Linked DNA regions of Homo sapiens: region 2 is linked to region 1. A link is a loop called in an ENCODE intact Hi-C map of the cell type or tissue named here. Cell type or tissue: PC-3. All regions are shown on one strand.

Region 1 (2,500 bases):
GGAGGATCACTTGAGCCCAGGAGTTTGAGGCTGCAGTGAGCTACGATTATGCCACTGTACTGAAGCCTGGGTGAGAGCAAGACTCTGTCTCTAAAAGAATTAAAAAGGTGGCCAGACTTTAGAGACAGAGGGGTAAAGATTTAGAGTTAGGGAGATCAGCCAGGCATGGTGGCTCATGCCTATAATCCCAGCACTTTAGGAGGCTGAGGTGGGCGGGTCACTTGAGGCCAGGAGTTTGAGACCAGTCTGGCCAACATGGCGAAACCCCGTCTCTACTAAAAATACAAAAATTAGCCGGGTGAGGTGGTGCACACCTGTAATCCCAGCTACTCTGGCAGCTGAGGCAGGAGAATTGCTGGAACCCAGGAAGCAGAGGTTGCAGTGAGCCATGATTGTGCTACTGTTCTCCAGCCTGGGCAATGGAGTGAGACTCTCTCCAAAAAAAAAAAAAAAAAAAAGGAAGATTGAGTCTGGGTTTTTCCAACTGACCTCAACTCTTTAGCCAGAATGAAAGGAAAGGTAACCCTCAACCAAAAGTAAGGACTGGGGCTGGGCACGGTGGCTTGTACCTGTAATCCCAGCACTTTGGGAGGCCAAGGTGGTGGGTCACCTGAGGTTAGGAGTTCGAGACCAGCATGGCCAACATGGTGAAACCCCATCTCTACTAAGAATAAAAAAAAGCAGCCAGGCATGGTGGTGCACACCTGTAATCCTAGCTACTTGGGAAGCTGAGGCAGGAGAATCACTTGAACCTGGGAGGTGGAGGTTGCAGCGGGCTGAGATTGTGACACTGCACTCCAGCCTGGGTGACAGCGAGACTCCGTCTCAAAAAACAAAACAAAAAAAGTAAGGGGTGAGAAGTGAGCAGATAGTCCTAGAAATACATGACGAATCGTTGGCAGAAAAATGAGCAAAGAGGAGTGAGTGAGGAAGTGAGTGGCAAACCTGGGGTTTGAGGCTGTGGGAGTCTGACGAGGCTGTGGGAGTCTGACCAGGCTGTGGGACAGACAGCTCTTGGACGCAAGGGAAGCTGTGACCCCACTAAGAAGGTTCTCTCTGCGTCGAGATGGGAGACTCTTTGGGAGGCAAAATTAGCAGCAGGTGATAGAAAAGTATCAGTCTTGGGGTGCTTGGGCTGGGAGGAGATGGGCAAATTATTAGCCTCTGCAATAGAAATGGCAGAAAAATTGAGCAGACCTGGGAGATCATCCCTAAAAAAATAAAGGTCACTTTTTCCTGCAATATACTACTGTATTTAAGTTGTTTGAGGGATAAATGTTTTTAATCAAAGAGCACCACCTAAAGGTTCTTAGTCATGTTCAGCACTAGAAACTGCTCAGTAACAACATCTGATGGGAATAAAATGATTCTTGAGAGACTTCAATGTGATAGCAAAATGTACCCTAATGGAATCTAAATATATTTTAACAATTGCTGCCTTCATGTGATGTGAATGAAACTTAGGAAAATTGTCAGCTTCTAAAAGTCCTGCTAGAAAGTTAGGGCTGCGCTACAACTTCTGGGGCATTTATAAAAATAAAAAGGCCTGTTAAAACACTGAAAACAACACAACGTAGATCTCAGGACAAAGTGGAGGTTGGGGCCCTTAAAAATAACCACTGTAATGCAATCATTTTCTTTCTGCTAAAAAATACAGTAAAGGCTGGGTGCAGTGGCTCATACCTGTAATCCCAGCACTTTGGGAGGCCCAGGCGGGCAGATCACCTGAGGCCGGGAGTTCAAGACCAGCCTGACCAACATGGAGAAATCCGTCTCTACTAAAAATAAAAATTAGCGGAGTGTGGTGGCGCACGTCTGTAATTCCAGCTACTGGGGAGGCTGAGGCAGGAGAATCGCTTGAACCCGGTGAGAGGTGACAGCGTGCTGGCAGCCCTCACAGCCCTCGATCGCTCTCGGCGCCTCCTCGGCCTTGGCGCCTACTCTGGCGGTGCTTGAGGAGCCCTTCAGCCCACCGCTGCACTGTGGGAGCCCCTTTCTGGGCTGGCCAAGGCCGGAGCCGGCTCCCTCAGCTTGCGGGAAGGTGTGGAGGGAGAGGCGTGGTCGGGAACCCGGGCTGCACGCGGTGCTTGCGGGCCAGCGTGAGTTCTGGGTAGGCGTGGGTGTCCGCGGGCCCCACGCTCCAGCAGCCAGTGGGCCCCGCCAGCCCGGGCAGTGAGGGGCTTAGCACCTGGGCCAGCAGCTGCTATGCTTGACTTCTCCCTGGGCCTTAGCTGCCTCCCCGCGGGGCAGGGCTCGGGACCTGCAGCCTGCCATGCCTGAGCCTCCCCCACACGGTGGGCTCCTGCGAGGCCCAAGCCTCCCTGACCAGCACCACCCCCTGCTCCACAGCGCCCAGTCCCATCGACCACCCAAGGGCTGAGGAGTGCAGGTGCAGGGTGCGGGACTGGCAGGCAGCTCCACCTGCGGCCCTGGTGCAGGATCCACTGGGTGAAGCCAGCTGGGCTCCTGAGTCTAGTGGGGACTTGGAGAACCTTTATGT
Region 2 (2,500 bases), 140 kb before region 1:
CCAGGAGATGTCAGCTCTGGTGAGTCACTGAATGGGCTGGCTGACCTCAGCTAATAATAGCAATTCTTTACATTTTTAAAGCACTTTATAGTTTTAAAATCTCCTCATTTGGGAGTTGGCAAGACAGGAATTATCCCCATGGGACAGATGAGAAACACAAGGGAAGCAGGGTTTGGGGGAGTGGGTGGTGCCAGGAACTGGGTTAGGGTACTCTTTTCCTAACTTTCAGTTCAGTGATGAGCAGTTAATTTTCTTTTCTTTTCCTTTCTTTCTTTTTTTTTTTTGAGATAAGAGTCTCACTCTGTCACCCAGGCTGGAGTGCAGTGGCACAATCACGGCTCACCAGGACCTCTGCCTCCTGGGTTCAAGCGATTCTCATGCCCCAGCCTCCCAAGTAGCTGGGATTACAGATGGGCACCACCACGCCCGACTAATTGTTTGTATTTTTAGTAGAGATGGGGTTTCACCATGTTGGCCAAGCTGATCTCAAACTCCTGGCCTCATGTGATCCTCCCGCCTTGGCCTCCCAAAGTGCTGGGAGCCACCATGCACGGCCAGTTAATTTTCTAAGCTCCGATTTTTTCGTGCTTCAAATGATGGACCTGATGTTTTATAGGATACCCTCTCATTGTAATTCCATGCCTCTCTGTGATCTCATTTGTCATAAGCTTCCAATTTTTAAAATGTACAGGTTGTAAATCATTTCAAGCTTTGTAGGTCCAGATGACAATAAAATATATGTGTTTCAGTAGCAGGGATAGACAATAGGTTTTATTTTGTTCATTCCGTATTCAGTTTGTCTTGTTTTATAGATGGATCTCGCTCTGTTGCCCAGGCTGGAGTGCAGTGTCAAATTATGGCTCACTGCAGCCTCAAACTCCTGGGCTCAAGGGATCCTCCCGCCTCAGCCTCCCAAGTGGCTGGGACTAATATTCACTTTTATCCAGTACTGTCATGTCTACACAATGGATACTATATAGGTCCCTTTAGAAGATGTATAAAATTTTAAATGAGGCCTATTTATTTTAAAGGTGTTTTTTCTCTATTTTGATAGATGTTAAACCTTCAGAAAAACTACTGACATTCAAAAAGGTATCTAACCCCTGAGGTTTGACAAACTTTAGAGCATTTTTAAAGGAATAGACTTTTTAAAAACTGAAAATCAGTAAATATCAGTAACCAATGGGCTCTAAAAGCCAACTTTGAAAAAGAAGCTCATGACAAAGAAGCCAAAATTACAAGAGGAAATGGTATAGCGGAGCCAACACTCCCCACCCACAGTGTTCTAGATGGAGCTCCACCCACAGTGTCCTAGATGGAGCTCCACCCGCATTGTTCTAGATGGAGCTCCTCCCGCAGTGTTCTAGATGGAGCTCCTCCCGCAGTGTTCTAGATGGAGCTCCTCCCGCAGTGTTCTAGATGGAGCTCCTCCCGCAGTGCTCTAGATGGAGCTCCTCTCGCAGTGCTCTAGATGGAGCTTTTAGGCTCACTTTTTATCAGACGAATTTATGTTGTCTTTTAGGTTCTTGTGTGTGTGTCATAAGGAAATCAGTAAGCATAAAGTGGCTTTAATTGCACTTGGCAGAGGACTAAGGGTATATAAAGATTGGTGACCGTTGTGAGAACTAAAGTACATTTTATTTGCTTGTAAAATTTTGTTTGCCACGATATCTTAGGCATTATACAATGATTTCCGGTCCAGAGGATCCTGAGAATTTAACATGAATATTATGAAGTTTCCTGTCTTCAAAATTTTGTATTTGAATACTTATTTTAATATCGCTTAAATGTATTTCTAACATAACATCCTGTCTGGCAGTCTTTGTAAACTCTCAAATTTGTCTAAGCTCTAAGTTGTTAGGGGTCATTCTTCTGTTCCAAGTCGATGTTGTTCTCCATATCTGCTGTATTTCAATACCCCTTACTAGACGTAAAAAAGATAAGAGTATCTCTTTCAAGCAAACCTTAATTTTTAAAAACACCCTTTAACATTTTTTTGTGTTTCTAGTTTTCATGAACCATTGGAAGAACACATTGTGTTTTTGAAATAAAGGGGCTTGGCTGGGCACAGTGGCTCACGCCTGTAATCCCAGCACTTTGGGAGGCCGAGATGGGTGGATCACTTGAGGTGCTACCTCCTCCTGGAAGATTTCCTGATTCCTTGTCTTTCCCAGACCAAAGTGAGGGACTCTTCCTTTGTTCTAGTGGTTCCCTGTACATTCTCATCTTAGCATAGGTGGTACCATCTCGGAGATGGTAGCTAGCTTTTATATCAGATGTGGCTTGATCAGTGGTGGTTGCCTAGACACTGGTTTTCAAAGTATGGTCCCTGGACCAGCAACATCAGCATGACTGGGGGCTGCACTCTAGAGTCACTGACTCAGAAGCTCTGGGGTTAAGACCCAGCAATCAGTGTCCTAATAAAACTTCCAGGTGATTCTGATGCCTGCTCCAGATTGAGAATCCCTGGCTGAGAGGCTTTTGACGAGCTGGATTCTGA

What was found. Peaks named below come from ENCODE experiments on the same cell type or tissue, not always from the same donor. Only the 100,000 strongest peaks of a DNase experiment are listed, where the experiment ranks them.
Region 2: it touches region 1 in a loop (4-fold over the local background); 4 of 110 quality-filtered maps call a loop at or near these places.

The regions. Positions count from the first base shown.
Region 1 is chr18:57,643,546-57,646,045 of GRCh38, reverse strand. The region is part of intron 2 of ATP8B1-AS1 (ATP8B1 antisense RNA 1); the gene reads right to left. Among named protein-coding and RNA genes, the nearest start is that of ATP8B1-AS1, 14 kb to the right of the region's middle. RefSeq lists enhancers at 1,528-2,038, 2,039-2,500. In PC-3, a CTCF peak has its summit at 1,326; no DNase peak of the experiment used is centred here.
Region 2 is chr18:57,786,340-57,788,839 of GRCh38, reverse strand. The region is part of intron 1 of ATP8B1 (ATPase phospholipid transporting 8B1); the gene reads left to right. It overlaps LOC124904310 (a long non-coding RNA gene), which reads right to left. Exons shown (of 2, transcript XR_007066388.1): 2 at 1,620-2,500. Among named protein-coding and RNA genes, the nearest start is that of ATP8B1, 16 kb to the left of the region's middle. In PC-3, a CTCF peak has its summit at 1,449; a DNase peak (open chromatin) is centred at 19; H3K4me3 peaks cover 629 bases; H3K27ac peaks cover 2,381 bases.